3 separate regions of the Homo sapiens genome follow, and all the other regions are linked to region 2. A link is a contact called in ENCODE Hi-C or POLR2A ChIA-PET data. All regions are on one chromosome and are shown on one strand. The core of a region is the stretch at or near the end of the contact, and the rest is flanking DNA. Distances in the headings are between cores, read along the strand shown. Region 1 holds the start of ZFHX3-AS1 (ZFHX3 antisense RNA 1). Region 2 holds the start of NUDT7 (nudix hydrolase 7). Region 3 holds the start of CMTR2 (cap methyltransferase 2).

What was found. Hi-C counts contacts between places; a loop is a spot of excess contacts on that map. ChIA-PET counts read pairs that join two places held with the same protein, here RNA polymerase II (POLR2A). Pooled maps may share reads with other maps.
Region 1: a loop to region 2 is called in a map of B cell, with 19 times the contacts of the local background. The contact joins the promoter of ZFHX3-AS1 here to the promoter of NUDT7 in region 2. A Hi-C loop is called at or near these places in 1 of 168 maps with a recorded cell type or tissue (B cell) and 9 of 50 pooled maps. POLR2A ChIA-PET finds 5 or more read pairs at or near these places in 1 of 52 experiments (activated CD4-positive, alpha-beta T cell).
Region 3: a pooled map shows a loop between it and region 2 (12-fold over the local background). The contact joins the promoter of CMTR2 here to the promoter of NUDT7 in region 2. A Hi-C loop is called at or near these places in 1 of 168 maps with a recorded cell type or tissue (transverse colon) and 6 of 50 pooled maps. POLR2A ChIA-PET finds 5 or more read pairs at or near these places in 1 of 52 experiments (activated B cell).

Annotation. Positions count from the first base shown.
Region 1 is chr16:72,663,642-72,666,604 of GRCh38, forward strand. It overlaps ZFHX3-AS1 (ZFHX3 antisense RNA 1), which reads left to right and starts at 1,492. Exons shown (of 4, transcript NR_171704.1): 1 at 1,492-1,692. LINC01572 (long intergenic non-protein coding RNA 1572) reads right to left here and starts at 1,329. Exons shown (of 14, transcript NR_126330.2): 1 at 1,251-1,329. RefSeq lists enhancers at 1,071-1,190, 1,231-1,290.
Region 2 is chr16:77,720,535-77,723,763 of GRCh38, forward strand. It overlaps NUDT7 (nudix hydrolase 7), which reads left to right and starts at 1,980. Exons shown (of 4, transcript NM_001105663.3): 1 at 1,980-2,083. The coding sequence starts at 2,049. RefSeq lists an enhancer at 1,818-2,112 and a silencer at 1,826-1,955.
Region 3 is chr16:71,287,812-71,290,895 of GRCh38, forward strand. CMTR2 (cap methyltransferase 2) reads right to left here and starts at 1,591. Exons shown (of 3, transcript NM_018348.6): 1 at 1,325-1,591; 2 at 1,067-1,126. It overlaps LOC102723786 (a long non-coding RNA gene), which reads left to right and starts at 989. Exons shown (of 4, transcript XR_933707.3): 1 at 989-1,144. RefSeq lists silencers at 1,344-1,713, 1,794-1,863.

The DNA.
Region 1 (2,963 bases), core at 242-2,741, 5.1 Mb before region 2:
AGAATCTAAAACTCCCTAAAACAGGGTTGGGCTCGGCGGCTCACGCTTGTAATCCCAACCCTTTGGGAGGCTGACACTGGAGATCAGTCTGAGCAACAAAGTCAGATCTCTTTTCTACTAAAACAAAATACAACTCTCTAAAACTAATACAAAATTTTGTGTGTATGTGTCATATTCTGGAGAAAAGCTCCAAGGTTTTCCTCTGGGTCTTAAACAGGACTAAGACCCCCCACCCCCAAAAGAATCTCTGTTCTAGAGGCTAAGCATATAGAAGCTCATACTGCATTATCAAACTGGAAAGTTAATAGAGGATTTTCATGGTCATATACAGGAGAGGTGGGGAAAGCTGTCTATTTAGACTGTAAACTCCTAAAATGTTCATAAATCTCAATGGAAATTAAATCCACCGGGGTGGGAGAAGTATCACAATAGACAAAGAAGCTAAAGGTTAATGAAGAGAAGGTTTTAATCAGTGGTTACTTTTGTGCTTGGGATCAATCCTCAGTTTGTCCTCCAACGTAACTTTTGGCATTATTCATTTCAAAGTCTGAACAGTATCCATAAACCCAATACGAAACCTATGGATCCAGAGGGTCCGACCGAAAACAAAACAATTATGTTTCCGATGTGAACGCATCAATAGCTTACTTTTGTAGCGCTTTATAAAACGCTGTCACTTGCTGCTTTCCACGTCATGATATTCCCGGTCGGGAAGAGTAGGACAGCAGCATCTTTTATGAATAAGGAATTTTTTGGATTCAATTTGTGAGGTGTGGGACGCTCACCAGGTTGCGCGAAAACCATTTTTCTACATCGTCAAGTGCACGCACCCCGTGTCTCATAGTATTAGTGATGAAGACGAGGATGAAACTACCAAAGACATCAGTGGGGAGTGAATTATACTTGGGGGAGGTGTAAGCACGTCGAAATAAGGAAGCTGAGAGACATTTTGTGAAAGAGGGAAGGTAGCGTTAAGAGGAGCCTTCCATCAGGGGCAACAGAACGGGGGCAGGCGTGGCGTCTCTGGGACTGCCGGAAAACGACGTGAGGGAAAAACTCAGAGGCTACGAAAAGGCGAACAGACGGAGGGCCTGCCTCAGGGGAGCTAAGCAGCTCGCCTGAAGCCCCCCATCTGGAAATGACGTGTTTAACTCGGCGCCCCTGCAGCTCCGGCCGCCCTTTTTTGTTTAACTCCGCGCCCCTCCAGCTCCGGCCGCCCTTTTCGTCGCTCTCCCCTCGCGGTCGCTCACCCCTGAGATCCCTGGTTCCACTGAGACGCTCAGCTTCATTCGGCAACTCGCGGACACCAAGCGCCACAAATTCAAATACGAGATCTAGAGACGCTGGGTCTCAAACGTCTCCCAGAGTGAAAGACAGAGGAACCAATCGAGGCTCGGCTGACCTCAGACGTCTAAGGCGATAGGCGTTGCTAAGAAAAGGGGGTGGGACGATACCCAGTTGCCAAGACGACGGCTTCCGGGTGGGCGGCTTGAGGTGGCTTCCGGCCGCCAGGCGAGACTCCGCGGGAAAACTCCCTGCTAGAGAGACTAGGAGATTTGGGGCTGCGGCCGTTTCCTCCGGAGCACCCACGGGACTGTGTGCTGGGGTCCCTCCACCGGCTGTGTCCTTTATTCTTCTTTCTCACCCAACGATTTACCTGAACGGTTATAAAGTGCACGTTATTTCCCTAAGGTAAGCGTGTGGTAGCGCCTCCTCCTCCTCCAACAGGGGGGTAACAGAAACCTGCTGTCAACTTTGTTACCCAACATAACTGTACTTAACCACAAAAAGTTGAAATTTTGGATCTTTAAACATTCAATAACCTCTTGCTGTGTGAGGTTTTTTAACTGCACTACATACATTTTGTAGTCTTTAACCATTGAATGCGATTTAAGTTTACAATGAAATTTAACGTTCTGGTTGTTTCTGACCCCAAATTTCATCTGAACCAGTTAATGGACGAAGAACTGAAATTTTATTTTCTGTGACAGTCTCATAGGTTCTCAGACTTAAGTTCTTAATCGCCCATAAATCTGAAGGCAGGTGTTAAAGATGAGCAGGTGATTTGAGCCCAGTCCATGCCAACACTCAAACTAATTCAGCTGAGACTCCTTTCGTTAGGAGCATTATTTTAATTTTAAAAATTTTAAACCGAATGGTAAGCATGGCTGCTTTAGTTTCAGTTGTGTCTCATTTGATGATGATAGTCCCACACAAGACGATCTCATTTGTCAATGAAAGTAAACATTAGTGACCACACAGCTTTCTGCAGATAACTCTTTAAACGAACATCTTTTATCAGACCACAGAAATCATTGTTATTGTCACTAAAATGTAAAAACTAAAGCAAAACTTATCTGCTTATCAACAATTTCTTCCTCCATAGCTAAGGTAGGGAAGCATTTATGAAAGCTTAGATCTATATGTGTTTGGGATCCTGCCAACCCCTTTCTTAAAATTCCATCTTCAAAACTCCCTGCTAATGAGCACTTTTCCAACAGCTTGGATGAAACATTCTGAATAATTCGTCAGCCTGAAGGTTAGAAATTTCATTAAATAAAAAATTAAATACACAGAATACTTAAGTATGAAACATTAATGAACTGAGTAATACATTCTTAAGAAGAGGAGGCACTTAGGAAAACACAGGCCACCTGCATTGTGGAGCCATTTAATGTGATGAGATTTGATAAATGGGTAAGAGATCAAAAAATGCCCAGGGTTTCAAAAGAGAATGTTCCATGAGCAGCTTACTGCCTACATAGACCATTTGAAAATCAAACCAACTCAGCAGAAGCCCAAGAGGCCTTCAGATGAACCCGAGTATCCTTTGGATGTCAGTGTTGTACTGAACAAAGTCAGTTGAACTGTTATTTATCTGACAAGAAAAAAAAATGCCTAAATTTTGTAAGGACTTACACCATTCATTTAAAAATATATAGTGATCTTAGAGGTTAGAAAGC
Region 2 (3,229 bases), core at 730-3,229:
ATTTCATTAATAATTTCACAAACTGCCCCACTGACCTAGGGCCAGCCACAATATTACTTTCATGGGCCCTAGCTACTTTGTTTTTGTGCACCCCTTCTTCCATAAAATAATTTTAAAGTGAATATTTTATGACTGAATTCATAAAATGACTATCATCCAAGCTGGATTCATTATTATATATTGCTTTTATTACATACCTTTTCTTCTTCTAATTTAAAAAGAAATTACAATTAAAACATTTTCACAGGTCCCTAAAATTACTGTGTGTGTCCTGTGCCTGTAAGGGAGAAGTCAGCCCTACACTGACCCCTGGATTCTCAGCTCGCACCAGGCTCCCTCACACACACTGTTCTCCAGCCCCTTTCTGCTGTCTTTGCACAAACTTTGCCCTCTTCCTTGAACACTCTCCCTTGCCTTTTTCCTCATTTATGTCCTCTATCCCGCACAGAGCATCAGAATCCCCTTACAGCACAGATCACTGGGCCTGACACCTGGCTTCTGATTCAGCAGTTGTGACATGGGCCCCAAAGTCCACCTTTTCTTTTCTTTTCTTTTCTTTTCGTCTTTTTTCTTTTCTTTTCTTTTCTCTTTTCTTTCTTTCCTTTCTTTCTTTCTTGGTTTTTGTTGTTGTTGTTGTTGTTGTTTTGTTTTGTTTTGTTTTTGAGACAGAGTTTCGCTTTTTTTTGCCCAGGCTGGAGTGCAATGGCGCGATCTCGGCCCACTGCAAACTCCGCCTCCCAGGTTCAAGCGATTCTCCTGCCTCAGCCTCCTAGTAGCTGAGATTACAGGCGCCTGCCACTGGCTAATTTTTGTTTTTTTAGTAGAGATGGGGTTTCACCATGTTGGCCAAGCTGGTCTCAAACTCCTGACCTTAGGTGATCCACCCGACTTGGCCTCCCAAAGTGCTGGGATTACAGGTGTGAGCCACAGCGCCTGGCCCAGAGTCCACATTTTTAACAGGACCAAAGTGATCCTGATTCTGCTGGTCTGAGGACCACACTTTGAGAACTACTGCTTTCAAGATGAGCTGCACTTCTATTTCCTCTACCAAGCCTCTTCTGTCTCCTAATTGGGTCACATTTCTCCTTCACACGCTCTAGAAGGACCAAAGGCCACTGCTTTATCAGTGTGATTTTTTTTTTTTTTTTTTTTTGCATTAAAAACTTCTTATCTTCTTCTTCTTATTTTTGAGACGGTCTACCTCTGTCAGGCTGGAGTGCAGTGGTGCTATCACGGCTCACTGCAGCTTCGACCTCCTGGGCTCAAGCGATCCTCCCACCTCAGCCTCTTGAGTAGCTGGGACCACAGGTGTGTGCCACCACGCCTGGCTAATTTTTTATTTTTATTTTGTAGAGATGGGGTTTCGCCATGTTGCCCAGGCTGGGCTCGAACTCCTGGATTCAAGTGATCCTCCCCTCTTGGCCTCCCAAAGTGTTGGAATTACAAGCATATGCCACTGCATCCAGCCCTGTGTGATTAATTTATGTTTCTACCATTTGACTGTGAGCTCCACGTGTCTTTTCGCTAGCTGTGGGATCTGCACCCAGTGCATACAGGTGGTCGGTGAACAGGTGCTGACAGCAGTTCCAAAAAGTTGAATGAATCACCTTAACCTTCCAGCAACAGCGAATGCGAGTGTAAAATATTATCACCTCACCAACACTGTATTTTTTTTTTTTTTAACTCTTCCAGCTCTAAATTCCACAACTCCTCCTATACCTCTTGCTTCCATAGAAGCCCAAGGAGCCCGGCAGAAACTGCTTTGAGCAACCAGGAACACCCGGCCCTAAGTCCCGCCCCGCGCCTCTCCCCACCTCAAGTCCCGCCTCTGGCTATAAGCCCCGCCCCGCCCCGATCCCGGCCTCCGATCCCAGATCTCGCACCGCCCCGCCCCCTGTCTCCGCCCCAGACACCACCCCGCCTCGTGCTCTAAGCCCCGCCCCTCTCTCTGGCTTTAGGCCGCTCCCAAGCCCAGAGCTGCTCTGCGCAAGCGCGACCGACCGAGCAGCTCCGAGGAGTCCGCCCGGAAACAAACATTCCCCAGGGCAATGTCACGACTTGGTCTTCCCGAGGAGCCAGTCAGGTAAAGGCTTTCCGGGCCCTGGCACCCCGAGCTTGGTCAGGCCCGGCCTTGATCGTAGCGGAGGCCACCGGGGCCTTTTGGCCGGGACTGATTTTGCAGCTCCCGCCAGTCCACCTGCGAGCGCCGGATGGGGGAGCACTCGCCTCCAGCAACCCGCAGGGTCCCCGAACCTTTGCACTGCTCTGGCCAGGAACAGAGCCGGCTTAAGCCAGTATGGTTTACATACACGCTGCTCCCCTTCCCAGCCGGCTTGGCTGTTCTGCAATCCGCGTCTCCAGAGTTGGACCCCAGGACCCCCGACAGTGGCACAGACCCGCAGCAGGCAGCCCCGGATTCAAGTCCCCCGGTGGCTACTTTCAGTTGTGACCTTGGGTCTGTCAGTTTCGTAAACTCTCTGAGCCTGGAGGTGACCCTGTGATCACTTGCCGGGCTGTTGTGAGGATAAAATGAGAAACGTCAAAATTGAGACCATGCTCAGAACGGGGTGGCTGCTACTGCTGTTGATACCTTGGTGATTATTCCAGCGGCCAGCCCCTAAAGTGGACAGATAACGTTTTTGCAGCCTTTTACTTTGGCTGGTTTGTCTGGTCAGTTCTGTGGTTTCCGGGTGGTTAAAAGCCACCAGCCCACAGTTTCCTTTTCTGGAGGCTGGCCTGCGTGCATCCAGATGCACTGTGCAATCCCTGTGCCAGCATTCACTGATTTTTTTCAGGCCATTTGGTCTTTGAAATACACTGCCGTTACCCAACCACATCTGGTGAGCACCCTGCCACCTAGAAAGAGGCAAAAAATAGCAAATACCTCCTGCAAACAACTGCTTATCTAATGATGGGGAGATTTATGACAGTGGTTACCATTCCCTGAGCACCAGCTGTGTGCCAGCCACAGTATATGAACTGCATCATTTAATCTTCTTAAATATCCTCAAGCCTGACACAAATGAAGATGAAACTCAGAGAAGTCATTTGTATACACTTTTTTTTTTTTTTTTTTGAGACAGAGTCTCACTCTGCCGCCCTGGCTACAGTGCAGTAGGCAATCTCGGCTCACTGCAGCCTCTGCCTCCTGGGTTCAAGCGATTCTCCTGCCTCAACCTTCTGAGTAGCTGGGATTACAGGCATGTGCCACGATGCCCGGCTAATTTTT
Region 3 (3,084 bases), core at 341-2,840, 6.4 Mb before region 2:
TTCACTAAAATCTTAAAATAAGGGCATATAAAAGTTTTTTTCAACAAGCTCCTCTGTCTTAATTCGCATTGTGCTTGCTGGAAACTACAGCCATGTTTAGATCTCATCTATACTCTATTTCGGAAAAAGTCTAATTTTAATCATTAACTTCACATACTAATTAACGGCTGTAGTTAAGCTGTGAAACCTTACCTAAGCTAATAGGAAATTACCTTCACATGAGGACAACTTAAGTGATTCAGACACTCCACCGTTCTGACTATACTTTTGCTGTGTTGCCACCTAATTTTTATTACTACTCCCTTACTCACTACTCCAGCCAAACAGGCCTTTCTGCTGTTCACTGAAGACACCAAGCACATTCCAAGACAAAAGTCTTTCTGCATTGGTGGTCCCTCTGCCTGGAATGCTCTTTCCCCAGCTGTCAGCACAGCTAACTCCTTCACCTCCTTCCAATATTTGCTCAAATGTCATTTTCTCAGTGAAGCCTACCTAAGATTGCATCTTGCATTCCCCATGCCTCTTACCTCGCTGTATTTTTTTCCTATGGTACTCATGTACTTCCAACCTATAACTTCCTTCTTTTTGTTTACTGTTTATTATTTGTCTTCCCCAAACTAGAATGTAAGCTCCACAGGACAGAGATCTTTGTTTTGTTTACACATAGACCATTCCAAGAAGTTGGACATTGCCTGGTACACAGTAAGCACTCAGTATTACTGAATAAATGAGTGGATATCATACTTAGCACAAAAGGGATCTCTCTCTTCAGGTTCTGAATATGAGTCATTAATAGTGCACCTCAACTTCACTCCAGCACTTAAATGCATGACTTAAAAAAAAAAAAAAAAGCATGTGGCTTACAGCGTGTGTGGAAAAATTTTCCAGTATATGATCCTCTGAGCCTTTCATTAAACAGTCCTTTGAGCTTTGTGACATCATAATTCTGCTAAGTGGGTCGCTATTACCATTCTCATATTGCAAACTCAAGTAGGCAGTTATGTAGCCCCCGCCCAAATTAGTGAACCCAAAACAAAACCCACAAGATCTCATCAACAGTTTTTACCTCACAGCTGACACTTATAAAGGAGTTCCAAGTGCTTCCGCCAACTCCTCCTACCAGCAACTGTGAAAACAACGGCCAGTGAGTATCCAGGGCTGACTTTGGGCCGGGCACCCCATATCTCATTTCATCTAGTGAAGTAAGTCCCAAACCCCACTCCAGAGGCCCGGTCCCTGACCTGGAGGAAACTCAGTCCCAGCCCCTGGCTCACCCGCTGGGAAGTCGAAGGAGGGCCCGGAATCGTACCCAGGCCTGGATTACCTTCGCCCACGCCCACTGGGGCCCCAGTGTCTGGAGAGGCTGCACTTTACTCTCTCGAGGAAGCCATTCTGCACTTCCGCTCTCGGGGCTGCTTCCCGGGATGGTCCCTCCCTTTGGGTCCGCGGCGCCTCCAGCCACAAGGCAGGGAGATGGTGCGCCGGACTGGGGGGAAGGCTGTCCGGACCCGCCCTCGCGGCACCGGGAAGCCAGTCCCACCTCCGGGCCCCGCAGCCGCGAATGCCGGCAGACAGGGACCAGGAGGCACTCAAGTCCCACTGCGCACGCGCCCTGTAGGCCGGGCCGGAGTCACGTGCGCCAACGTTACGCACGCCGGCGACTCTCGCCTCGCCTAGGCCTCAGCTCCCTAGGTTTTGCTTCGCGGAGTACAGAAGCTGGGAGGCGCCAGCCTCCCGCCCCCGGCCACTATGGCAACGGAAGCGGCGCGCGCAGGCGGAGCATTCTTTGGCTCCGTCCCGAAGAGGGGTGAAAGGGAGAGGGACAGGGAGGCGAAGGGGAGGGGGAGGGGGAGGGAGGGAAGGGACGGGGCAAACCTGTCTGTCAGGACGTGCTGGTTCCGCTCACTGGCTGCTGGCCCCAAGGGCTTTCAGACTCTTCTGGACAGTTGTTACTTCCTGTACAGACTGGGTTGAAACTGCAGCTCAAAAGACGATAGGTTAAAAGCCAAACTAGGGAACTGCAAGATAAGATTGTTTATATATACATGACATAATATATATTAATTATGTTGCTTAATAAGCCAATAAGAAAAAGGCCAACAACCCCAGAAGGAAAATGAGCAAATATTAGAACAGGCCTCCCAAAAAACAAAAAAGTCAAACAAATAGCCACTAAGGATATACAAAACTGTTTAAACTATTATTAGACAAGAATGGAAATGAAAACAGCAAGTTTTCTTTTTACTCGGTTTAGCAAAGATGTAAAACCTTGGTAATGACCACTGTTGGTGTGACTATGGGGAAACAGGTTTACATCTGTGGATGGAAGAAAAACGTTATTAGAAACCTTACGGAAGGCAAACTTATTTATTTGTTTGTTTACTGAAACAAGGTCTTACCCTCACCCAGGCTGGTGTGCAGTGGCTCGATCTCGGCTCACTGCAGCCTCAACTTCCCCGGGCTCACGCGATCCTCCTAGAGAGATGGCATCTCCCTATCTTAGGCTGGTCTGGAACTCCTGGACTCAAGCGATCCGTTGGTCTCGGCCACCCAAAGTGCTGGGATTACAGGCATGAGCCAAGCCGCCTAGCCCAGAAGGCAAACGTTGAAAAGAGACATGCACTTTGGCTGGGCGCAGTGGCTCACGCCTGTAATCCCAGCATTTTGAGAGGCCGAGGCGAGCGGATCACGAGGTCAAGAGTCCGAGACCAGCCTGACCAACATAGTGAAACCCCGTCTCTACTAATAATGCAAAAAATTAGCCAGGCGTGGTGGCGGGCGCCTGTAATCCTAGCTACTTGGGAGGCTGAGGCAGGAGAATCGCTTGAACCCGGGAGGCGGAGGTTGGAGCGAGCCGAGATCTCACCACTGCACACCAGCCCGGGCGACAGTGCGAGACTCCGTCTCGGGAAAAAAAGAGGACATGCATTTTAACCCAGCAATTCCTCCTCCTCGCAGTTTATCCTTAGGAGATAATTAAACAGCTGGCACTCACTTTGGACAAAATGTTCATTTCAGCATCTCAATAACATAGCCAAATGGAAATACTCTAAATGTCTACTTTAAGAGAATTAATTAAATTAT